5 separate regions of the Mus musculus genome follow, and all the other regions are linked to region 5. Evidence: chromatin loops called from intact Hi-C (ENCODE). Cell type or tissue: left cerebral cortex. All regions are shown on one strand. Region 1 holds the start of Begain (brain-enriched guanylate kinase-associated). Region 2 overlaps Wdr25 (WD repeat domain 25). Region 3 overlaps Wdr25 (WD repeat domain 25). Region 4 holds the start of Meg3 (maternally expressed 3). Region 5 has its middle 59 kb from the start of Dlk1.

What was found. Hi-C counts contacts between places; a loop is a spot of excess contacts. Peaks named below come from ENCODE experiments on the same cell type or tissue, not always from the same donor. Only the 100,000 strongest peaks of a DNase experiment are listed, where the experiment ranks them.
Region 1: it touches region 5 in a loop (2.3-fold over the local background); 10 of 42 quality-filtered maps call a loop at or near these places.
Region 2: a loop joins it to region 5, with 7 times the contacts of the local background. A loop is called at or near these places in 24 of 42 quality-filtered maps.
Region 3: a loop joins it to region 5, with 2.5 times the contacts of the local background. A loop is called at or near these places in 11 of 42 quality-filtered maps.
Region 4: it touches region 5 in a loop (4-fold over the local background); 2 of 42 quality-filtered maps call a loop at or near these places.

The regions. Positions count from the first base shown.
Region 1 is chr12:109,064,785-109,069,784 of GRCm38, forward strand. It overlaps Begain (brain-enriched guanylate kinase-associated), which reads right to left and starts at 3,433. Exons shown (of 7, transcript NM_001163175.1): 1 at 3,342-3,433. The coding sequence starts at 3,383. In left cerebral cortex, no CTCF peak of the experiment used is centred here; DNase peaks (open chromatin) are centred at 2,318, 3,040 and 3,619; H3K4me3 peaks cover 1,542 bases; H3K27ac peaks cover 1,033 bases.
Region 2 is chr12:108,901,203-108,906,202 of GRCm38, forward strand. All of the region lies in intron 2 of Wdr25 (WD repeat domain 25), which reads left to right. Among named protein-coding and RNA genes, the nearest start is that of Wdr25, 9.4 kb to the left of the region's middle. In left cerebral cortex, CTCF peaks have their summits at 1,897 (motif pointing right) and 2,854 (motif pointing right); DNase peaks (open chromatin) are centred at 1,965 and 2,873.
Region 3 is chr12:108,951,385-108,956,384 of GRCm38, forward strand. All of the region lies in intron 2 of Wdr25 (WD repeat domain 25), which reads left to right. Among named protein-coding and RNA genes, the nearest start is that of Wdr25, 60 kb to the left of the region's middle. In left cerebral cortex, a CTCF peak has its summit at 2,577; DNase peaks (open chromatin) are centred at 1,951 and 2,572.
Region 4 is chr12:109,540,920-109,545,919 of GRCm38, forward strand. Meg3 (maternally expressed 3) reads left to right here and starts at 77. Exons shown (of 10, transcript NR_027652.1): 1 at 77-180; 2 at 2,781-2,930; 3 at 3,108-3,823; 4 at 4,029-4,122. Mir1906-1 (microRNA 1906-1) reads left to right here and starts at 3,622; the gene lies at 3,622-3,701. In left cerebral cortex, CTCF peaks have their summits at 1,254 (motif pointing right) and 2,128 (motif pointing left); DNase peaks (open chromatin) are centred at 1,231, 2,130, 2,522 and 2,716; H3K4me3 peaks cover 2,425 bases; H3K27ac peaks cover 1,727 bases.
Region 5 is chr12:109,391,786-109,396,785 of GRCm38, forward strand. No RefSeq gene overlaps it. Among named protein-coding and RNA genes, the nearest start is that of Dlk1, 59 kb to the right of the region's middle. In left cerebral cortex, a CTCF peak has its summit at 2,227 (motif pointing left); DNase peaks (open chromatin) are centred at 1,712, 2,218 and 2,695; H3K27ac peaks cover 564 bases.

The sequences.
Region 1 (5,000 bases), 330 kb before region 5:
AATGCTACATGCTTCCCTAAATTCATGTACAGGGGAGCTCACTCCTTGGTGAGGTGAGCACAGGGGCCACTGGCTTGGCTGCTCTTCACCACCACCGCCACTCTAAAATCAGGGGGACTCAGCATGAGGGTCTGACCCTCTTCCATCTCTGCTCAGTTGTCAGTCTCTGAAGCAGGATGACACGTGAACAGACAGTGGCACCCAGAGGGCATGGCCTGATGCTCCACCTACTCATTGTGCCAATTGCCTTCCACCCACGGGTCCTGTAGTTATTCACCCAGCCTTTCAGGTCTGCACCTGCCATCCGCTGACAAGCACTTATCCAGCCGTCATTTACAACCTCACTCCTGGATCTGTCGGCCACCCGCTCAATCGTGCACCATTCCTGTGACTTGTCTTTATGGGTGGATGTGTGCACATCTGTACACAGACCTGTCCTTCTGAACCTAGGTCTCCGTGTCATTCACGGTCACCGCTCTGCTCGGACCTCTCTGTCCATCTGATTCTACCTCTATTATCTTACAGGCATTCAAGGTCCTGCCTATCCCAGCACTCACTCAGAAACCATTCACACAACCATTCCCCCATGACAACAACCACTCATTTTGATGTTTCCTCTGTATCCACATATCCCTTGACATCTATACAACCACCCAATCCATTCATCTATCTTGCCCCAAGACCAGAAATCAATCCACTTTGCCTTCAGGCCTCAACCTATCGGGTCCTCTCTCTAGATCAGCTCTTCCATCAGTTCCCATACATTTCCTTTTCTCTTATAACCACCAGGCTTTCCTCCCCTCCATCCATCTCTCCAGCTTTCTACTCACCTACTACTGGTCTGTCCTGATACATACTCCCATCAGTACCTCGCTGCCCCTCCCATCAGTACCATCTCCCCTCCCCTCCATCTCAGCATGCACCAACGTATGACCTATGGTCTCTTCACTTCTCTTCTTACCCCATTTCCCAACCTAGTTCAAAGCTTGTTGATCGGACACAACTTCAGCTCACTGGCTCAGCCTAGGGCTGGATAGCTGCTGCATTCCTGAAGGAGATTCCCTCTGAAGCACCATGCTGACTCCCAGGCTCATTTGTTGGCCTCTTCTTGATTAGTAGGACATAGAAATACCTTCCCATTCCCTGCTATGCTGGCTAGGATCTACATCTCTCGTTAGACCATGAGCTCCTGAAGGCTGGTTTGCCTAAGTGATAGTGTGCGTCCAAAGAAACTATGCAAGGTGAGCAGAGAGGATGCCTCAACCCATTCACCCATCTGCCCATTCCTAAGACTGACCCAACAGGGATAGCACCATCCAGCTGCCAGTCACCAGTCACCTGCTGGGGACTGCTCTGAGTCACTCCTCAGGCTGTCCTAGGGGCTTGACCTCTGACACCAGGCTCTGTAGAGGTCACACAGCAAATCAGCCCAGAACAGAGACTGGAACCTAGGGCTTCAAACCCTGTCCAAAGTTCTCCATTAGTCACATGACGAGTTCTGAGGCAGGATGGGAGGTGAGAGGGGACCCTGGGACAACTGTGGACCAACACAGTTTGCAGCTCTGACCATCAGAGTCTTAAACTGGAAGGGCTGCCCTGGCCTTTGACTGAACATTTCTGCAGGATGCTTTTTGTGGTTCTCAGACTCACGCCTTCTCACTCCCTGCAAGCCTCTTCCTGCTAACCCAGTGCTAACTTCATCTCCCCCAGCTTAGCCTGTGGGTCTTCTCCTGGAAGCTGTGGGGAATTCTTGTGGACTGTGTCCAAGCCCTGCTGACTGACTGCTGTCCCTCTCTCCCATCCACTCATTCATTCACTTATCCGTCCATTCACTCTCCGGGATGCTGCTACGGGGATGGTGCTAATGACGATACCCAGTACACAGTCAGTATTCTATAAATGGCAGCCACTGCAGGCCAACCAGATGCTCAAGGCCGAGAGAGAGAGAGAGAGAGAGAGAGAGAGAGAGAGAGAGAGAGAGAGAGAGAAGAGAGAGACAGAGAGAGAGACAGAGAGAGAGACAGAGAGAGAAAGAGAAAGTAAGTCCTTGTCCGGACTGCTTCACACTGAATTCTGCTCTTGGCCTATGTGGGTCCCTCACCTGACCTCCAGCCTATGAGAAGTTCTTACAGGCCATGGCCCCAGGCATCCCTGACTTCCCACTTCACTACTCAGGAGCCAGCACACAGAGCAGGCCACAGGAATGAACACATGTGAGACAGGAACTTGGGAGGGTCCTTGGTGCTGCTCAGGAGCCCCTCGCCCTGCGCCTGCATCTGCCACTGTGCTTGCTTTCCAGAGCCGCCCTGATTATAGTGAGCTGTGGGAAAATTAAGGGTTTGCAGGAGGCTGCCAGGCCCTGCTGCTGCCTCCCCGCCCTGCTTGTCACAGATGCCAGGCAGAGCCGTCCCCAAAGGCCACTTGCCCTACTGGGCTGCCCAGACACAGCACAGAAAAGGGGCTTCCTCCTAGAGACCTTCTCATAGCCTAGACTTGAGAGTAGCAAAGACCACTTACTCCTGGACAGTGGGGGAACTGAGGCCCAGAGAACCTAAGAGAGCATCCCATGGCCTCCAGGGGCCCAGGGTATTGGGACCTCAGGATAAGGGAATCCAGAAAGATGATGTCCCCCACATGTGCCCAGGGACTGCACTGGTGGACCAACCCTGGGCATCAGGGTTGCACACCTGCATGGCTCCTGTCTGTCTCTTGCAGCCAGCCCTTGCTCCAGGGGACCTTCCCAGCTCCCATCCTGCTCCCTCAGGAGATTCCGAGATGTCGCCCACGCAGCTCTTGCCCCAAAGGAACCTTGTTCTGATGGGGTGGGCACACACGAGGAATGAAACACCTCTAAACCAGGCAGGAAACGGAAATGCTAGGGGCAGAAATTCCCAGCCAACGTGCAGGGGCTCTGTGAGCAGGTCAGCGCCTGCAGAGTGGCCCTGCCTGCCCAGCCTCAGTTTCCTCGCCTGTCCATGGGGAGGACTGCTGGCGGCCTGCTAGGGCGGCCGGAGATGAAGGTGCCCGAGGCATGCGCGGGCCCACGCGCGGCCCACGCTCGGGAAGCGGTCCCTGGCCAGTCTCCTTCCGGCTCTGCGGCCTCTCCAGGGCCGCCCCCCGAACGGGGTGGGCTCAGCCGGGCCCCCTACACCCGCCTTCCGCAAGTCCTCAGGCCGCACGCGCAAAGCAGCCGCGGAGGCCCGGCCGCCCCGCCCCGCGCGAGGGCCCCGGGCCCCGGCGCCACCCAGGGCCGCCGCGGGCGCGCGCAGGGACCGCCCCAGCGTGGTGCCCGCCGCCCAGCCCCGCCCCGCGCCCTGCCAGCCCGGCTCTCGGGTACTCACCGCCCGGCGAAGCCGGCCCGGCCGCCGGCCACCCGTCCACATGGCCCCGGCTCTGCGCGCCCGAGCCCGCGGCCGGGGCTCCCCAGCGCCCCGCTTCCCGCAGGGAGCGCCCGCCCCCCGCCCCCGGCCCGGCTCCCCGCCAGCCCCGGCCCCGCGCAGCCGCGGCTGCTCCGGCGCTTCCCCGCGCCGCGCCGGGCAGGGCGCACGTGGTGGGCGCGGGGCGCACAGGGCGCGGAATGGCGGCGCGCGGGGTGAATGAGTCCCGCGCGCATGAATGGCGGCGGGCATGAATGGAGGAGTGTGGGGTGCAACGCCTTGTGTCCCGGGCCCTGCTTGGGGGTGGGGTACCAGCATTTAGTAGGTACCTGCTGTGTACCGGCCACTCAGGTCCCCAGGGACTGACTTGGCAGTGAGAGACAGGTCCCTGCCCTCAGGGACCTTGCAGTTTACAGACAGGACAGTGACTTCCAAGGGTGTAGTCCACTGCTCTGCCCTTCAAGTTCTGGCCGATGCCTAGCCCCCATACCTGTCATGGGTTCCTTAAACTGCAGCAGCCCCCCTATATACTTCCAAGACTGGCCTGTAAATCTCTGTCTGGGAGCTCCATAATAGTGGAGGGGCTCCTTCTTTCCAAGAAGTAATCCAAAAGGAATCATGACTTCAGGAGGGCAACTGTGACTGTGGTAGAGCATCCCTCTCTGGCCCCAGTAGCGCTCAGGACTTGTCAGGTTATTCTGGCCCTGGGTGAGACACTGGCATAGTGGTGCTGATAGTCCCAACCAAACTGGAGCACGTATGGAAGCTAACTAGCATAAGTCCCGAGAAACCAGGGTCCCCCTTCTGCCCCGGGAGCATCTTTCCAGTCTAGTAGAGTCAATCACATGGGGCCAGGAAGGATCTGGGGTGGGGGAAAAAGACAGCAGAGCCTACCTTTGGCTTCTCTCAGGGCCTGTGGGCTGAACGGTTGAGTGTTAATGGTTTCCGAGGGAGATAAGGGGATACTAGCAGCGACTACAGCACGTATGTTGACATTGTACTGTGGTAAACATACATGTCAAGAGTTAGCATTTTAATCACCTTTAAGTGTACGGTCCAGGGGCAGCGAGGACATCCATGCTGTCACGGGGCTGTCACCACCATCCACCCCTCGGCCTTATGTGCTGTGTACATTGCAGCTTCTCTCTCCTTTAATTAGGGGAGTAGCTGGTGCACTCAGGCACTGTGACAGCACAGGAAAAGTGTGCTGACAGCGAAGGAAGAGAGAGAGGCAATAAAAGTGAGTCTCCAGGAGGAACAGGCAGACACGGGGGTGGGGGTGGGGTAGAAGTTAGGAGTGTCCCTTATCTTCCCCAGGGACATTACTCTGTAATAGGTGTGGAAGGGGAGGGTTCAGTGAGCCTCAGGATGCTCCTCCTAACTCTAGGAGTATGGACCACAACTGAGGCAGGTACAAGAAGGCAGCCCTGGCCCACGGTGGCCAGCTTATGCTAACTTCTGACTCACTGTGGATGTGTCTCTTGCTCTGGGGATCTGAGTTAACCCATGCTGAAGTTAGAGGTAGCATGGGCCACCAATCCTGATCACTGCGGTCCTCCTGACAGAGATGGAACAGTCCTTAAAGTCCTACTTTCCCCCATACAGGCCTCCAAAGGCCTGAAG
Region 2 (5,000 bases), 490 kb before region 5:
TGGGCTGTGTAATCTATGTGAGGGACGTTCAGTGGTCTGGGTGGCTCATGGCAATCCTGGACTGACCCAGAGTTTTGAGAGCCTGATGCCCAGAGGCCTGTCTGAGGGTTTCAGTTGGGCCCAGGCTCCTAGCAGTGTCTGGCTGGCTCTGGAGTACACAGGACACCCTGACTTTGAGCTCACCTGATTGCTGAAATTATTTCCTCCTCTGTCCGGTCTTCAGGTTCCTTTCCCTTTGCTTCTTGCTTGGCCAGTTTCTACTGAACAGTCAAGACCCAGCTCAGAACAGGGCCGATGAAGAGTGTTTATCTATTCTGTGGTCTTAGGTTGGGCAGTGTGCCAGGAGCAAGAGCTACGTCGAGCCAGATGGGTCATGTCTTTCCTGTCGGGACACCCCCCCCCCCAAGCTGTGTTCATACTTAGCCTTCCCTCTTCCCACAGTTCCCTGTGCACTGTCCAATGTTTGAATGTAGAGGTCCCTGCCTTCTAGATGAGCCTGGATGTTGCCTGGGTTCCTTCTCCAGCCCCTCAGGACTAATGGTGGGGCAATGCTCACAGGGTGGAGGGGTTTGCTTTACAGTAGGTAGGCTTTCCTGATGCTTAATGCCCTTGGCAAGGAAGGCCTGAAGGTTCTCTAATAGCACGAATACCTACATATTCTGTGTCTACAGTATCAAGTGAGCTCATGGCTCCTCGTGGGAACTTAGCTGTAGTTCTAGAATAGGTTATACAGTCCTTTCTCTTGGCCACTAGAGAGGGGAGGGCAGCCTGGCAGATGTGGGGGACTATTGAGCAAGAAGGTGGGAGAGGTTGCCGTGGTGATCATGTCTTTAACCTATGATGCTGCCTCATGGAGAGGTCAGGTGTCTCCTCGTGAGTGCCTCCTGCCAACTCCCTGTGCACTGATGGGAAGAGCTAGACCTGAGCCCAGTGGAGCTGCTCTTTACCTGAAGGCCCCATTGGTAGAACTGAGCAGCTTGCCCACCCTGGGTCATCATTACTGACAAGAGGCTTCAGTTTCCTGAAGACATACTATGAGTATCCTTCTGCTGTTTGTTTGTTTTTGTTTTTGCTGGGGGCTTGAGTTCAGGACCTTGTGTGTAAAAGTGAACCCTCTATCACTGAGCTATTCCTAACCCCATGATGATATTGTATGTGTGTGTGAGTGAGTATGTGTGTGTGTGTGAGAGTACGTGTATGTGTACGTGTGTGTGAGAGTACGTGTGTGTGTGTGTGTGTGTGTGTGTTTGTAGGTGGAGGACAGAGGGCAGCTTTGGATATTGTTCCTCAGTTGTTCTTTTTAAGATAGACTAGGTTGGCCAGCTGGCATATCCCAGGATCTGCCTGCCTGTTTCCCCAAAGCTGGGGTTCCAGGATTATATGACTGTGCCTAGCCTTTTCACATGAGTTTTGGGAGTTGAATTCCTGTCCTCCTGCTTGTAAAGCAAGCACTTTTCAGGTTGACCATGATGACTTTATTTTTAAAAATTGTTTACTTTTTATATGTGTGTTTGGGGGACACATGTGTGCTATGGTACATGTGTGGAGGTCAGAGGACAACTTTGGGGGGTGCCAGTTCTTCTTCCACTATGTCACTGTTGGGGATTGGGCTCAGTGGCAAGTGCCTTTACTTGATAAGCCATTTTGCTCACCCCAAAGATTGTTTTCTTTAGGATAGTATCTCACTAGGTAGCCCTGGCTGCCTTGTTATTCATTATGAAGATCAAGCTAGTCACGACCCCATAAAGACCTGCCTCTCTCTTCCTTCAGAGTGCTAAGAGAAAGGCAAGTGCCACTATGCTCCATGTTGTTTTTTAAGAAAGAGTGAGTTGGCACCTTGGCTCTGGGTGTGGTGAAGAAAAGTGTGCCAGGACTGGTGTGACACTTCACGGCCAGAAGAGGTCGCAGTTGGGCTGCCTGGGATGACGAGAAGCCTGCGTTTAGGGCTGTGTGTGGGATGCTGATGTGTGGCCTGTCCCAGGAGGCGTGTGGGCCGGAGGTGGTGATGCTAGTGTGAGACTCCTTGGCTGCCAGGAAGCTTGAGGGAGTGCTCTACGCCCCTGTCTAGTTCCCCAGTACATCCAAAGGATGGCTTCGGGCAAAGACACTTGCTATAGTTGAGTTGTTGTCAGTACTGACCATGCATGCTAGGAGCAGAGTCTCCTGATCTTTATGAAAATTCAGGTTTCTATAAGCCAGGGGTGACTATCAAGCTGGAACCCGAGCAGAGGCTTTAATAAGATGTCTCATAGTTTTAGTGATTAGGGTTGTTTGGAAAATCATTTTGTGTAAGTGGGACTCTCAGTAAGTTCGGAATGCAGAATGAGTAGTAGGAACCAATAAGCTGTGGTGGGAAGATGGGTTAGGGCATGGAGGGCTCAGGTGTGCACCTGAGGTTGGAAGTCCTACCCTAGGCCTGCAGGTTGGTATGTGGCCTGCTGAGTGGTGGCTGCTTTTCCCTCCCTGATGTCAGAGATGCCTGTGGTTATAAACCAAGCCCCAGTATTCCTGTGAGGTGGAGGTATTATGTGTGTGCTTGGTCTTCCTGGCCTGGGTGCTGGCACTCAGGATGTGAACAACTGGGTGGGACCTGGCATGTGCTCCTGTCACTCAGGGTGCTGGGGCTTTGCTCCCGTCCCTGCCAGCGGTGGCTTACTGTATCTGAGATGTTCAACAGGCGGTAAGCTTTGTGAATGCAGAAGTCACACCAGACCCATTTTTATATTCTTTGTAGCATCTGGCATGAGATTTGGTCCCTGTTAAGTGATCAATGAAGGTTTAAAGACATTTTTTGGATTTCACTGCTTTGATTTAAGAGGGTTTGTGTGTGCACATGCAAAAATCCTGCTCACCTCTAGGGGGCACAGTAAGACTTGCTATCTTTTGCCCATCCAAGCTTCTAGAATGTGGTAGAATCCTTGACTCCTTGTAACATTTACTGAGATGATTTTTCTCTGATCTGGAGCAAGCCAGCTCCGTTCATCTGACTGATGTGAGGAGCCAAGTGCCGGTCTTTCGTTGCCTTAAAGCTCGGCTTTGGAGGCACACATTTCAGCTAGGCACATTACGGTGGAAAGATATGTATTTTAATATGCTCTAAATGTTCTGTGAGCTGTAAAATGTGCTTATATTAGTTTTGAAAAATTTACAGCCAAAGCAATTAAGTAAAATAAAACAATGAGTCACAGGCCCTGAAGCGCTGCTCCGCTGTCGCAGGCGGTGACCCTCCTGCCCTCCTCCGTGAGCTCGAGGCTTTCCTGGCTGTAGTCCCAGCACAGACACCTTTATGCTCTCTTTTCATTTCTCCGTGAACTCCCTGGGCTCTGCATGTTTGAACACCCACTGCACGTAAAGGTGGAATTCAGCCTTTGATGCCTTTTCTGAGGGAAAAAGGCAAACAGACAGCCTTGTCTGGCTGCCCATGCAGAGGCTGGACCAGGCCCCCCAGGGGACTCCCTGCTGCACCAGCGTGCTTCCTGCTGTGGGGACGAGTTCTTACTTAGGCAGGTCTGTACATAAAGCTTGTGAGCTGCGTGTTGTTAATTTGCTTTATTCTAGATTTTTCTTCAATAACAAATAGCAAGCTTCTGTAACATATTTTTAAAAAGCCAAACTGACGCTTACTGGGGAAACTTGACTGACTCAGATAAATGAGATGCGAAGGAGACATCAGTGCTTGTACTGTCCTGGTCATGGCGCATCTCTAGGCCGCCCCGGTCTGGCTGCTGCATCCCGCATGTTGACACTGGCCAGCTGGTCATTGCTATCTTGCCCTCCACCAGATTGTCTTTTGTATTGTTTGTGGGGCTGGGTGTATAGCTCAGAGGTGGAATGTCTGCCCTGCAGGCAGAGGACCTGGGGTTCCATCCCCGCTCCCCCAAACAAAGTCCCCAGTGAAAAACTGTCCACAAACAGCTTTCTGACTGTCCCTTTCCTCACACTTTCCCTCGTCTCTCCTGTGCTGTTTCCTGTAGCTTCTGGAGTCCATTTTAAAGCAAGTAGTCCTGCCGTGATCACACTGTGCATAAATGCCATCTTTTCTGCTGCTTAATGTAGTGAAGATGGGCTTTGCACTGTCGGCCGGCAGAAGGCCTGTGTGTGGGAAATGGAACCTTACACTGGCCGGCCTTTGGTGCGTGACTCTACTGCTGCTCAGTGCTGCCGGGACTTTGCATACGATTACTTGGTCTCTCTGATCCCCAGGTATCACGGTAAAGGAGAGAGAATGGCCATCAATGAGGACTGTTGCCACAGATATGGGAAGAAATGATCTAGTCCAGTCCCTGGCATAAGCGAGAATTTCCCCCCTTGTACCCATATTGATTGGTTAAAACATAAATGTGCAAAAAACACCTCAGTTAGAGTCTTCTGACTTAATGTAGTTCTGCTTTTGTGAATCTCTTCATAGTCTGTTTTTGTACATATGGATTTTTAAAGAGTTTCATCCTCAGTGTTCCTGAGATAAATCCCTTTAAAATGCATGGAGTTTCTGAGATCAATGCTACTGAGCTGCCTTTGTCGTCCTTTGGAGTGCTTTGTGCATCCGCCAGGTCCTGCTGAGGACGGCCCAGTTGCCAGGCGCTCACACTGGCCACTGGATGGTGGACGGTTGCTTGAGTCCAAAGTCAAGCCTCAGCAGCGCTGGGGAAGCAACCTCTTAGGGGACCCAGGAGGGAGCTATGCTGCCTCCCTCAGGCAAGCTGCCTTCGGAGGTAGCTGAAGGCTCTGCGATGGAGGCAGGTGACCCCAGCTGGTGCTTTCTTGTGCTGATCACCGGCCCTGTGGTGACCAGGAGCACATGAGGGAGCAGGGCGTCAGCAGCTGCACCGGGTCCACCACATGCTGCTAGGCACAGCTTTTAACACACTTTACCACAGAGCTGAAACTTGTTCCCAGTTACACAGCAGGCAACATGGGGCGGGCAATAGGCTACAGAGACTGAGCCAAACAGGCAAGCTGTTCCTCCTCCACCTCTGGAAATGCCCAGTTGAAAAGCAGCG
Region 3 (5,000 bases), 440 kb before region 5:
GCTTCCTGTTCCGGTTCCTTTGGTTCCTTCCCTGTACAGAGGATCACAGTCCCTGCTTTTGGAGAGCAGCAGTATAGGTTTAAGGCAACAGGCATCTGGCATCCTGTATAGGGACATAAACTGCTTCTCCTGTTGCTCTGTCCACTGGTCCTGCTGTAACCTGCTGTCCCCACCTCCACACCCCACGCCTCCCACTTCGGTGCTGCTCCCAGCCCTGCAGGAGGCAGAAGATGCCTCTTTCCCTCCTTGCTCCTTTGTGATGTTCTCTCTTGACACACTGCTGTTTTCTGAAAAGCAGAAAGGAAACAGTTTAAGTTGGGGAGGCAATCCCCAGGGCCCCATTTTACACGATTGTCCCATTTCTAAACTTGAGTTAATAAGAAGAAACAAAGTGGTAGGTCGATTTGCACAGGAGACGAATATCATCCTGACGATTATGTAAATATTTATGTGTTCTGGCATTCTCATTTGGTTACTGGTGTCTAATTTCCGAGTCTCATAATGAAGTGTAATTTGGAGGAGCTTTGCAAAGGCAGGCACGGCCTCGGAATCATTTGATATGTTCGGGAAACTTAGTTTCCGTTGGTCCTTTTCATCAGTTGTCTTTAGATCCCCTTCAAGTTCTTTGTGACTTGACAACAGCTTTCAGCCTGATGAAGACAGGGCTCTTAAACATTACTAGGAATTCAGAAGAGCTTTATAATATTGTCGCTTAATAAGAAAATGCACCCATTGGCAGGGCTTGGGATTTATAGCTTCAAATGGATTTCAGCTTGGAGTTTTAGCCCTCTGTGTTCCTGCTCTTCCCAGGGCTATGAGAACGGTTTTTTAATTAAGTCAAATTGAATTGAATGAGCTTTTATTGAACACCCCCTCTGTGCTAGACACCAGCTCCTTAACCCTTGCACTGCCCCATAGCTATGGGGAGCTGAGCCAGCCTAGGGCCTGCAGGTTTAGCCCCCATATCCACCATCTTCCAACTGGATGGTCTGCTCTGGAGGGTGGGGTTGGCAGTGGGTCTGGTTCATTCTCTCTCTCTCTCTCTCTCTCCCTCTCTCTCTCTCTGTCTCTTTCTCTCTCTCTCTGTGAGATCTGCCTGCCTCTGCCTCCCGAGTGCTGGGATGTGGGTCTGACTCTTAAGCTCATTCTTCTGAAGCCAGTTTTTAGCACAGTTGACTAAGAAGGCTCAGGCCAGTGGCTTTACATCATGTTTAGCCTTTTTTAATCTTCTAGCCACCCCATAAAGTTCCATACATTTTCCCTATCTTATATCTAAGAAAAGGAAGACTCAGAGAGGTATAGTATGAGGCTTAGGGCCACACAGCTGGTAACAGGCAGAGCTAAGATTTGAGTTCAGCATAGTCAGTCTTCTAAATTGTAGTTACTTCAAGCACCTCTCTTGAGGCCTGTGCTTTCTGGCTCGTGATCAGGTTACCCTGCTCTGAGACAGCCCAGCAGTGTGGCATGGAGCAGTGGGCCAGAGCCTTCTTGGGCACTTTCTGACTGTGTCCTAGGAAGGTGCCACTTCTCCTCTTGCCCTTTACTTGCTGGTGATGTATGGCATGACATCATCTTGGGTGGTTGCTGGTTATAAGTAGCATGTGTAAGCCATGGCTGTCATGCATTGACTCAGGCAGATACTCTCAACATGGAGGCTCTGCCTGGGCATCCCTGGCTGGTCAGGTTCATCCACGGGTCCCATCTCACATGTATATCACATGGCTGGCTGCCAATAGGATTGAGTGAATGGCAGCCTGGCACAGTATGTACCACCATTGTAGCCATTCATGAGATCTTAATGCTTAGGAAGGAGCTAGGCCTGCCAGCAGTTGAGGGAAGCTGTCAGAATAAAGGTTTGCCTGTCTCATGAAAGCGAACTTGTAAACCTAATGACTGCTGGGCTGTGGAAGAAGTGTGTCATCTGGGTTTCTCACTTGCAACAGAACTCTCTGGAAGGACAGTTGGCATCTCCCCGTTGCCGTGTGGGGGTGGACACGTTTTATGTGACAGCAAGGCAAGAAAGCTAACAGTGATCTCTGAGGAGTTATGCTCAGCTTAACCCTTTGAATTGCTACAGCTTTAACATCAGCTCCGGGAATACTCGCAGATATCTCTCGCTGTCCGTGTTCTCTCTGAAAATACAAATGACTTGAATGTCTGAGGATTTGGTAAAGCATTGGTGTTAACAGGGATAGTCAGAGTGTGCTCAGGTGCTGGGGGGAAGGTGGGAAGTTTGTCCCAGGGCTCAGATCCATGTCTCCGAGACAGGACTCCGTGTGAAGAGCTGTATGTAGAAAGCTGTCCTGTCCTGTTCCTGTCACGCTACTCTTTGATAGAATGTTTAATTGAGGCAGGTTTTCTGAGAGCATTGTTTGAAGTAACTCAGGGGTAGAAGGTAGTGTTTCCCCCCGGGATTCCACTTCCTGCTGCACATTGAAGGCAGTTGTTGTAGGCAGTGTTCTGATGCATTTGCTCCTGCCCAGTAGAGCACTCCAGGATTCCTTGGCTGCGAACCCCTCCTACTCCAGTGGAGACCAGCAGCACTCAGCCAGCCCTTTTGGCTGTGGGCAGCAGGGTGGCGCTAGACACCTGGCTTTTAGTCCCCAGGAGGCTTGCCTCTCCAGGCTGTTCTGAGCTCCTGTTTTGTGTTAGCTGTAGAATGGGGCCCCATAATGAGGTTGGGGGGTGGGAGCAGGGAGAGGCTGATGAGCCTGATGCAGAAGCTGTGCCCTGTGGGGACCTGTACTGAGCTCCACAGGAGAAGAACTCCACTGCACAGACAGGCGTGCTGCGTGCTGCCCGTGTGGGGGAGCCTGGCGCTTCCCCAGCAGGTGTCCTCCTTCAGATGGACTTGGAGCCTTGTCCCTAATGTTTATTGCCTTTCTTCTTTAGGGATAGCGATCTGCAGGTCAGGCTTATTTGCGAGATCCATATTACTTCTGATTATTTATGAATGGATTGGCCAGGGGGAGGCAACCAACTCGATTAATTCATCAGTGAGGCAGCTGGAAGGACCTGTGACAAATAGTGCAGGCTGTCATTTGGCCAAAGATTGTCTGTGCTGGGATTGTTCCCCCAGGATAACCATGATGACAAACATAATTGACATTTTTTATTAACCCTGAAATGATTAAAGATGCTGTTGCTGAATTTGTGTCAAAGTACCCAGTCCCTGGCATTTTGAGAGGACTCGGTGTGGGGCCAGTAAACAGCCTGTGCTTACTTCCTGTTCATCACTTTAATCAGCCAAGGCAGACAGACAGAGCCCTGCCTGATTTGGTCCTGAAACCAGGCCAGAGACAAGACTCTGTTTTCCAGAACTCTCTGGCATCACCGTCATGAACACACAGGAGGCACTCTGTTCAACAGTCTACTTAGTCATTGGTTAGCAGATTCTGACATTCCAAGGTGTGGGCTTGGGGGACTTTCCCTAGGAGCTGCAGTGGCAGGTGGAGGCACAGGCAGATTTGGATGGGGGGCTATGTGCTGTTTGGGGGCAGGATAGACTGTCAGACTGAGTGGGCGAGGGAGCCGTGTGGGGGGCAAGTGTAAAGAGTAAATTTTGGTTAATGTATAAATGAATGGATTTAATTACATTTTATATGTGTATATCATTGTACTTAGCTCCTATCTGATCCCTCCCTCATTTCCCCTGGTCTCTGGGTCTCCCCCCCCTCCCTCCCCCTCTCCCTCTCTCCCTCCCCCTCCCCCTCACACACATACTTTAAGTGAGGTACAGTGGTGTGCTCTTTAATCCTAGCTGTCAGGAAGCAGAAGCAGGTGGATCTCTGAGTTCCGGTCAGCCAGGACTATATGGTAAGATTCTATCTAAACAAACAAACAAACAAACAAACAAACCAGAAGCACCACCACTACTACCACCAAGAACAACAACAACAACAAAAAACCCATCAACAACAAAACTACAAAGAAAACAAAAGCCAACCCCCCCCCAAAGCAGACCGTGTTTGCCTGAGTGAAAGACATGCACCATGCGTGCTCTCGCCCCCCTGCTTGCTATCCTGTTTGCTTAGATTCCTCCCCACACGTGCCTCTGTTTACTCTTATTTTAACCTACATTTTATTTGTGAGGAAACATGCAAGGTCTGTCTGTCTTTCTGATTCTGTCTACTTTAGTTTAATGTGACAATTCCCAGTTCCATCCGGTTTCCTGTGACAGAATTACACTCTCCTCCTCTCTTTAGTGAGGCAGGATCTCTCTGTGTAGCCTTGGCTGTCCTAGAATTCACTCTGTGGATCAATCTGGTCTTGAACTCAGAGATCTACTTGCCTCTGCCTTCTGACCATTGGGATTGAAGGTGTGTACCTGGCTATTTCATTCTTTACAGTGGAATAAAACTCCATTGTGGGTGCATATGCATATATACAAACCTTTAAAAAAAATCTTGTTTTGTTTATGTGTAGTGTAGGTATGTGTATATGTATACGCACGATTTGTACACACTACTACTTACTTGTAGGGTCAGAAGACAACCTCAGGTGTTAGCCTTCGCCTTCCACCTTGTTTGACGCAGTCTCTCTTTATTTCTGTATACCAGTCTATTTGGCTCACAGTCTCCTGGGATTTTTCTGTTTCTACCTCTTGTTGGAGAGCTGGGCTTGCAGAGACTTGCTATTGTGTATGGGTTTGGGGATCTAAACAGCTGAGCATTTCCATAGCCCTCTAATGTTTCTTTTTCCATTTACGTATTGAGGGCATGGATGCTGGTTTTCTGCCTTGGCTGTTGTGAACAGTTCTGCCGTGAACATGGCTATGCAGGCACCTCTGTGGATCCCGACACAGGCTCCTTTGGGATGGACCCAGGTGTGGGTAGCTGGGTCATACAGTTGTATCCTAGGCGTTGGTGTAGCCTCTGTACTGACTCCGCACAGGATGCACGAGTGCACGCGCTCCCCAGCAGTGAGGAAGCCCCTTCATTTTTGCCAGCACTTGTCTGTTTGCTGATTTTGGCTATTCTTACTGAGTGAGAGGGAATCTG
Region 4 (5,000 bases), 150 kb after region 5:
GCATTGCAGCAGAATGCGCTGACGTCAAAGACCACCCCTTCTGCGCCTTTATATAAACCCCACCCAGCCAGCCCCTAGCACAGAAGACGAAGAGCTGGAATAGAGCTCGCCTCGGCTCTGCTGGCCTTGGCTGCAGCTCTTCCAGAAACCCGGGGCGCCCACAGAAGAATCTCTTACCTGGTGAGTGGTTAGCCATCCTTTGCCTGAAAGGATGTGCAAAAATGAAGACGACATCACTATCTGGCTTCGGCTCCGTCCTCCTGGACATGCCGAAAGGCCAGTGCTGGGGACCTTCTCCCAAAGCCAGCCCCTTAGCCTGGTCCCCAGCATCCAACACGAAATTCTGCAAGGAAAAGAATCCTCAGGCACATTTTTCTCGCGGGTGTGGGGGGGTCCGGTCCACTAGGGCTTTTTTTCTCACTAGTGTGGGCAGCGCGGTAGAGACCCTGATTAAGAAAAGCAGCAATAATGAGATATTCCGCCCCCAAATCCAGTGTATTTTTGTTTCTGGGGTCTAAAAACCTGGTTTTGGTGGCTGAAAGCCCCCCTTAGAATCGCATTAATGGTGAGAGACATGGCGGCGATGCATCATCCCGCAAGCCCCATAAAATGGGGGGGGGGTACCTGAAAAGGGGGGTCTCGAGCCATCTTTTTCTCCTAGCCAGGTTCTCGGCGGAACGTGGGCGTAAGATTTAGAGGTTCATGTTGACCAGCAATTCTGAATCCAGATACTCGGGTTTAGTATAGACCTAACCTCGGGCAAAATATAGTGGGAAAAAAAATGTAACCATTACTAGCCGTTTCCTGACGCAGCTACTTTAACAGCGGAAAGAGAGGGCGTCAAAGGCAAATCTAGCCGGAGACCCCCAGATCACAGAGAAGGCTGCGGAACCGGGGGGCAAAGGCAGAATAGATGTGGGGGGTGGGCTAGGGTAGAAAAAACCCCACGTCCTTGCGTCTCATAGGAAGGAAAAGATAAAATGCAGAAAAGGGGGTGTGTGGAGGTGTGGGGGGTGATCTGAGTGCTGGAAATTTGGAGGCAGGGTTCTTTTTGGCATTGCGCATGATGGCTGCGGCTAGATTCTGACGTGTTGAAGGCTTTTGACTTTTGGTAAATCACCTTTTGCCGTTTCCTTTGTCCCCGTGAAGCCCCCCCTGGCCGCCCCCTCCTCATTCTGGGCTGGCTGGCTGAGGGGGGGGGCAGCCTGAGGGCTGCGACGTGGCAGGTTTCTAGAATGTTCTATTGATGGCCGCAAGAGGGCGCTGGTGGCACTGCGGAATTTTGGGGGGCGGGGTGGGGAGGGAAGAGGAGGTGGCCTTTGTTCTCCTGCAGGAGGGGGTCGGGAGCGAGATGGGTTGCGGGACCATGGGTTCATTTACCTATGGGGAAATGTTAGTAGATACCTGGATTCACTAAGGTGCGCTTGCAGGACTTACAATAGGTCAGAGATGGCGTCATCTGCAGTGGCTGTGTGATTTAGGGTGTCATGGACGCAGATTAATTTATTTTCAGTGATTTGTGTTTTCTGGGGTCTTAGAAAGGTGTGGCTTTTTGAGGAAGAATTGCAAAAAATATTAATTAATTAGGCGTCATCCATAAGGGTCTTGAGAGTTGACGTGGCAAAGGGGGGGCAAGGTTTTGAGGAGAAGGGTGTTAATTGGGTGGGGGGAGGCAGGGTGGTCTGCCTTTATTTTGTCATATAGCTGAAGACCTCAAAAATGAGTGTTCTGTATTAAGAATTGAGTCTTTAAATTTTAATTATGCTTAATTGGATTTACTAATGGTGGGTGGGGGCAGCGTCCTGCTTTTACTTATCAGGAGTAGAATTGTGGTCTGGGGGCAGCCCCTTACTGCAGGGTCTCTTTGGTGCAAGGCGGCTCCTGGATGCCTGTGTGTGTGCTGCGTCATGTCTGGAAAATGGCTCAGGCAGAGGCGATGGGGGTGCATAGCGACCCTTAAAGATGGCTGATGTGGGCTCTGCCCCCCCCCCCCAAGCCTGAAACCTGTTGGGCGCCCTCCCCCCTCCTACGTCAGTCTAGCTCTAGCAGCTGCGTCCTGGCGCCTGTGGGGGTGCCTCAGGTGGTTGGGCTATTGGAGTCTTAGTGAGTGCGGGCCGCGCGCCCCCTAGCGGTCTCTATGTGCAAATGGTTCTTGGCCTGCCAGACTAGCGCTAGAGTTGCGCATGCGCACACAGCTAACACTTGTGACCTGTCAATCAATTCATCTGTACCCCTCCCATTGCTGTCCTCCCCTCCCATTTCTCCTCCTACTTCTCCTCCCATTTCTACTTTCCCTCTTCCCCCTCCCATTTCTGTTTTCCCTCCTCCCCCCTCCCATTTCTTCTCCCTCCTCCCCCTCCCATTTCTTCTCCCTCCTCCCCCTCCCATTTCTCCTCTCCCTCTTTCCCCTCCCACTTTTCTCCCCTATCTTCCCCCTCCCATTTTTCCTCACTTCTTCCCTCCTCCCACTTCTCCTCCCTCCTCCCTCCTCCTTTCTCCCCCCCACCCACTTCCCTCATTCCTCTTACCCCTCCCTTCCTCCTCCTTTCTCCTCCCGCCCCTACCCATTTCCCTCATTCCTCTTACCCCTCCCTTCTCTTCCTTCCCTCCACCCCATCCCTGCTTCTCTTCCCTGATCCCTCCCACCCCTCCCTCTTTCCCCCCAAGCCTTCCCCTCCCTTCTCTCCTCTTTCACTTGCCCCCTCCCTCTCTATGCTGTTCCTGGGCTGGCCGTTAGAGGTCATCAAGGTGGTTTCTAACAACCCCCTCCCATATCCTAGGCTCTCTCTTCAGGGATGACATCATCGGCTCACACCAGTCTTCCAGGACCACCTTCTGGATGCCAAGGCTGCTGCTCGAGTACCTGCTGTGCACCTCTACCTCCTGGTACCCCAGCCACTCCCTCAAGTTGCCTGCATGTTATATGGCCTGTGAGCTCTCCTGCCCATTGCACATTCATCACCCCCAGACCCATTAGCCATTAAAGACAACTTAAAATGTTAAATAATTAGCTGAAATTATAATTAGTTATAATTAATTAGCTTACATTGTAATTAATACCTATACCTGGGCATTTAATAAATTCTCTAACCTTTGGTTATTTGTAGAGCCAAGGAGCACGGATTCCAGGAACCCACTACCATACAGAGCAACTCCTTGTGGACCCCCCTGGGATCAGGACAGCGAGGGACAAGCGACAAAGAGGATCATCAGTGGCCAGCTAGTTTCTCTGGGGTTCAAACCTTGAACCAGTGCCCTAGTGAGGGGGCACTGGCCATGGCCCTTGACCTTTGCTCTGCTTGTGTCTTGAGTCTGAGCCCTTTCCTGTACATCTGTGCTCGTGTTCATCTGCTAGTGAACTGGAGTGCTGCCCTCCCCGAGGAGGGTCGTCCCTTGTGACTGATCATGCTGTCCTAACAATGTCCTGAGCAAAAGGGTCCCTTTGGGAACCTCTCAGGAGGGGGACCCGGGTCAGGGGCGACCAGCATCTTGCTGGCAACTCCGTGGGTGGGGTGGGGTGGGGTGCTTCCTTCTGGAATGAGCACGTGGCTGACCCCCCAAGGCATGTCCCCTCCCCCTCCTCCACCCACCTTCTCGGAGATGTCCCTTTTGGGGTAGTGGGGACATTAGGAGCAACCTCCTAGGGTTGTTGTGAGAATTAAATGAACTGCAGCAGCCTGAGGCAGGGCTGGGCAGAGACCTCAGCACATGTTTGTTGAAAGGTTTGCAGGTGGATCTAGTCCTCCCGTTCATGGCTCATGTGTCTCAACCATTCTCTCGCAGACTCCTGCAGCCCCTATGCCCAGGGCTCTCCTTGCGCCAGGTAGGGGCTCTTTAGACAACAGGATGTCCGGGAGACTTTGAGTAAGGACACGAGTGTGCGGTCATTTCCAGGGCACTTTCTACATAATGTGACCATGTTATTCCTGTCATTCATGTGTCAAAGGGGGTAGCCTAGTGTCTAGAGAGGAGGGGTGAATTGGCATTGATTTTTATTTTTATTTTTTATTTTTTCATGATTTTTAAAGAGGTAGGTGGGAAAGAGAACTGGGAGAGCCCGGACTCACTCATGAGATTGAACTTAAATTCACACGGAGGACACTTGGACTCTTGCCACATTAGGTAAGAGAAGGGGTCAAAGTTGGACACGGGTGCCATTGTGGCGACCCCTGATGGTCCAGTCCCCTGTCCTCCACCTAAAGTTCTTCGATCCATACCAAACATTTCACAATGGGAAATCCTAGCTTCCCAAGGGTGGTCTTGGGGAGCTGCTGGGGGTGGGGGTGGGGTGGCCCAAGTCTGGTAGCATGTGCTGAGATCACCTCTTAGGGATGGTGTGACCTTAAACAAGTCATTTAGCTTCCAGGTTTCAGTTCCTTTCACACCTAAATAGGCATTTCAAAAAAAAAAAAAAAAAAAAGGAGAAATAAAGAGAGAAAAAGTGGAGGGTGGGGGGAGGTGGGGGGTGGGGGGTGGGGGGAAAGCCAGGTTGTCTACCCCACAGAGCGCTTCTGAAGACCAAACTACATAACTCACAAGAAAGTGCCTTGTAAATCGCCCGGAAATTGCAAAAAAAAAATCCTTAATTAGCCAATGAGGCTGTCCCTACTGCCCAGCGGCCAGCCCTAGTCTCTCACAACAGTGAGCACCCAGTAGGTGCTGGGTGTCTTTGTGTTCAACAAATAATTTCCAGAATTCAAACAAACAAACAAACAAACAAACAACATTCATTCAACAAACATTTTCTGAGACACTGACCATGTGCCCAGTGCACCAGGCTATGGCTGAGGTACAAAGACAATGAGAACAGTCTCTTTTTGGAGGCTAATTAGTACTCTCATTTCTACCAGCACTTTCTTTGGCCTTTTAAACCAACCATTTTTGTCCAGACAAGACCAAAAAAAAAAAAAAAACAAAAACAAAAAACAAAACAAAACAAAAAACCCAAAAAAACAAAAAACAAAACAACTGGGTTGCTTTAGGGAAGCCCGGCTTGGAGT
Region 5 (5,000 bases):
CTCAGCCCACATTCCCCAGCTTTGAGGGCTCAGGTCTGATTCTGAGGGCAGAGCCATTTCCACCATCTTCTTCTTCCATCTGTGCTGTAGATGGCCAACTGCAACTGGGGTCAAGATAGTGTGACAGACAACATGTGACCACCACTAGAGACCAACCAGATGCTTCTAACTGCGGTACCACTTGCTAGCCAGGGGACCTCAAGCAAATTGTTTAATCCCTCTGTGCTTTGTTCTTCTTGTCTGTTTATTAGGGATAATAATACCCCACCTTGGGCTTAGTTACCGGAGTGTGACATATGTAAGCTATACAAAGCTGCACTTACTCAGTCCATACTCGGGGCTGAGTCATGGAGAGGGTCTTGAGAAACCAGAAGAGGGAGATAGCAAACCACCAAGACTGTGGTGGTTTGAATATGCTTATTCCAGGGAGTGGCACTATTAGGAGGTGTGGCCTTGTTGGAGTGGGTGTGGCCTTGTTGGAGGAAGTGTGTCACTGTGAGGGTGGGCTTTAAGACCCTCCACCTACCTGCCCGGAAGTCTTCTAGTAGCCTTCAGATGAAGATGTAGAACTCTCAGCTCCTCCTGCACCATGCCTGCCTGGATGCTGCCATGCTCCTGCTTTGATGATAATGGATTGAACCTGTGAACCTGTAAGCCAGCCCCAATGAAATGTTGTCCTTAGAAGAGCTCCCTTGAATATGGTGTCTCTTCACAGCATCAGTAAAACCCAAATTAAGACAGTGACCCAGGTGTCTCCAAGCCAGGACTTGCACTTGAAGCCATGGCAATTGGGTTGAGGCTGGCACCCAGAATGGGCAGGCAGGGTTCAGCGAGGAGGGAGAATGGAGGCAGCTATGTCCAGGGACCACATTGTGAGGTATAAAGAAATGTGCTGGTTCCCCCTGATTGGGGAAACTTAGGTCTGTGGAGGTAACAAGCTATCCAATATCCTGAGATATGGACATCTCTGATTTTAACATTGAGCCTAGGTCTCAGCTCCTATACAGGTAGTGCCGTCCCAAGTCCCCAGCTCCTGGTGCATCTGGCCACCTATGTCAGGCTTCCATGGTAACTCAAGGTAAAGTTCCCAGAGCACTGTTATCCCCACTTGTAAGCTTGTCTCTTCTTGCTTTCTTTCCATGCTGGCTGGAGTCCCAGCCACATGTGAAATGGTCAAAGTGGCTGCTGGTCACCCACACTGTCCCTGTGATCAGAAAGGAAGAGCCCTACCTGTGTCCACACAGTTGGAGTCAGACATTGGGGTTTGAGTTAACATAGAAGGAAAGGTGCCCTGACCTCTGTCTGTCCCTTGGCTGCCTATGGCAAAATGAGCAAGGAGACAAACAGACAGAGTGTTGTCAGAGCAGGCTGGCTGGCCTGGCTGGATACAGAGACACTGACTATGAAGACTGAATGGGCAAGAGCTGTCCCTTTTGAGAGTGACTAAGGGGCTACATTTGAAGCCCACAGCTCACCCTACCCCTCAAGGGAAGCTAAGTCAACCAGCCTGGATCTGAAGAACCAGGGAGGCTCGAAGTTGCCCTGCTAGCCCCTGGGTGACCTGTCTGCAGGCCACAGGCTGTCCTAGTGTGCTGTGCTAGTTTAAACTTCCAGAAACCTCTTTTTAAGCTTCCAGAAAGAAGGAGGGAGGTAGGGAAGGCGTTGTTTTCGTGCCTCTCGCTTCATTTGCATGAGGTGAAAAATGTTTCCATAGAAACAACCAGAGTCTGTAATTTTTGAATAACGATTTCTGTGCCAAGCACAACCTGTCTTGTCTGGATGGGGAATTAAGTCTCACAGCGTTTCCCCATAACAATGGTAAAGTTGCCCCAGCTGGTAGAAGATAGAAAGAGGGTAGTCTGAGCCCCAAGACCCGACCTGCTCAGCTTCAGTTTCCCCCTCTTGTGAAATGCGTCGAGTAAAGACAAGATCTGAACCATACTGAGCAAACCCTCAGCATCTCCGGGATGGTACAAAGACTGGGTCTCTGGGTCTCCTGGTCCCCAGTCTTGAGTGGCCCCCAGAAAGCCTAAACAGCATTCTCATAAGTTTTTCAGAGGGGCGATAGCAGAGGGCTGTGCATCTCCGACCCTCTGGACTACGGAGGAGCATTCTGCCTGCCCCGCGCTCACAGCCAACTGCAAGCCTCCTCTGCGGACATCCCCTGCCGGCTGCCCAGCCCCGCTCACCCAAGCGAAGGAAGCGGCCTCGCCTGACCGCCTCTGCCCCCTGGTGGCCTGAGGGCACCACGCAGCCACTCACCCCCAGGCCCAGAGGACTGCATGGCTACCTCAGGCCCCACTGGAGATATCCTCTCTCTGGGAGCTTTGAGGAGGCCACCACAGCCACAGCAAAGCTCTGAGAGGGACCCCAGAATCGAGGACCGCTAGCTCTCCTCTCCCAGTCTCAGCGCAGGCGACCCTCACACATGATTTGATGGAGGGGCATCCTGCAGAACCCCACATTGCCAACATCCTCTGAGAGTCTCTTTCAGGATCTCAGTGTGGAGAGCTTAAAACAGAGCAAACTGAAGACTACAGACTGTAAGGGGGCAGGGGACAGGACTCTTCTGCTCCCCTATATTGCAAATGGAGACACTGAAGACCTGAGAGAGACCGGCATGTTTATCCAGGGACCCTGCGTGTTCCAGCCATCCCGAGGCCACTTCTGTGGTCCATCTTCTATGCTTGCTGTCTGCAGACAGCAATCAGAGGCACCGTCCTTGTTGTCAGGGGCTGCCTTTATTTATCCTCATTTAACCGTGGGTTGGAATATTGTGCTGGGACTGAGCTGAGCCGCAGACATGCTCGGCGTCTGCCTGGCTTAATTATAGCCCCAGGGGCTGGGAGCAATGAGCCACGCGCCTCCCGCTCCAAGGCAGCAAGCTGGTCTTCAGATGTCCTTCCCTTCTCTCTCTTTAAATACCAGTGTGATGTGTCCCTGGTTACACTCTAATGATGGCCTGCTGGAGACTGACCTTCTGTGGCTGGAACATGTGCCATTGTCTCCAGGTTATGGGTAGGGGTCAGTGATGAACAATGAGGTGGGGAGACATTGTTCAGAAGATCCCAGAGAGCACCTGGCACAGTCCTCCTGCCACTGAGGATGGGGCCAAGACAGAGCAGAGATGGGCTAACAGTGTCTCCGAGGGCTGTCCATCCCCCACCCCACCCCCAAATGCTGTGATGTGTGTCACCTGGATGTCATCCACCAGTACAGGGAAAAGACTAAAGATGGGAGAATCACGGCCTTCCAGCTCAGGCCTCAAATACAGCAGGACAGCTGTCAGTCACAGATGGCCTGGGAAAGCCAGAAGAGACTTTGAGGGACACAAAGGTGGGGCCTATGCTACACCACTATGGTGTAGCCCAGAAGCCACTAGTGGGCGGGTGCCATGTCTATCCATCTTTGAGGGTACCACGGTGCCAACTAAAAGCCAGTGGAGGTCTGGAGATGAGGCTCTGTTGGTAGAGTGCTTGCCTAGGATGCTGGAGGCTCTGGGTTTGAGTCACAGCACCACAGAAGGATGCTTGTAACCTCAGCACTTAGGAGATGGAGATGGAAGAACCCAGGATTCACAGTCCCTCTTAGCTATACAGTGTGTTCAAGGCTAGCCTGGGCTAAAAGGAAACTTTGTTTCCAAAATAAACAAGCAACCCCACAAAAGTCAAAGCAGTGTGTCTGCAAAAGCGGCAGCTGGCATGGAGGAAGCTGTTCTCCTCCTTCTTGGAGTCTCAGGATCCAGTGTTGCCCCACCATGGGGTGCAGTGGTGGGGTGAAGGGCACCCTAGTACACCCAGCTCTTCACTGGCTACAGACTGCTGAGGGAAGAGGAGCTGCCCATGTTTTAGAGCTACCTCACTTGCTGATGCCTTTGTCTGGTCCTTTGGGGAAACCCCTATGGGTGTTTGCTGTGGGGGTCAAAGTGACATGAAAAGGTGGGCGGGCCATAACCCTGAAGCTTATTTTTAGAGAGAGAAAGAGAGACACAGAGAGAGAGATTTGTTGTATACATGTGGAGGGAGGCATGTGGGAGTGAAGTGCCTCAGGAGGCCAGAGGCGTCAGATCCCCTAGAGATGGCGCTACAGGCTGCTGTGCCTCCCAACCTGGTGCTGGAATTGAACTCATGTTCTGTGCGAGAGCAGTATACAGTCTTAACTGCTGGGCCACCTCTGAAGACAAAGACACTTCTTGGTGCACCTTAGTCCTCCCTATACTCTGAGGTAGACTCGGGTATGTGGGAGCAGATGGCCACCCAGAGCCACCTGCTAAGGAATGATACCTTATAATCAGGAAGACCCCACGGAGTGTCAGCTTTACTGACGCACAGATGGTTCCTCTCTGAGGGGAAAAAACAAAACAAACAAACAAACAAACAACAACAACAACAACAAAACGGGGAAGTCATGCAAGCACAGGGCTGCTATGACACATAGCAAGTCTGACCAGTGTTACAGATGCTGGCATATCCGAGACCCTGAGAGCTCACATCCGACTGAGGTTCAAACAGCCATATTCAGAACTCTGAGATACACTTCCCTTACTCTCTGGAGCCTCGAGGCACATTTCCCCAGGCAGATAAAAGCTCTAGGGAGTTATGCCATGTGAAGGACAAAGGCCTGTGTAGAAGAGGCCTCCCCCTAGGATGAGGACGGCATTGACCTATGCGCCAAAGGGTGGCAAGAACAAAGGACTTGGCATAATTGTCATTTTCCTAAGGATGGCTAAAAACAGCAGCCTCCAGGATAATCTATGAGGCTAGCTAGGGAAACTAGACCCAGGGAGCCTGCAGCTCCTGCCAGGGGGCAGGCAGTACTTCCTACTGAGGGTTAGAGGAGACTAAGGCATCATGAATTTGCTGCAAAGGTGGGGTCTCAGGACCACCCTCAGGTGGGTTTCACTTCACACTGCTCCTGGGAAGAGCTGAAAGTGAGGAGGGCTCAGGGCCTCAAGTGGCGTGCTCTGCTGCGGATTTTGGGGGACCCCTTTAAGGTAGACA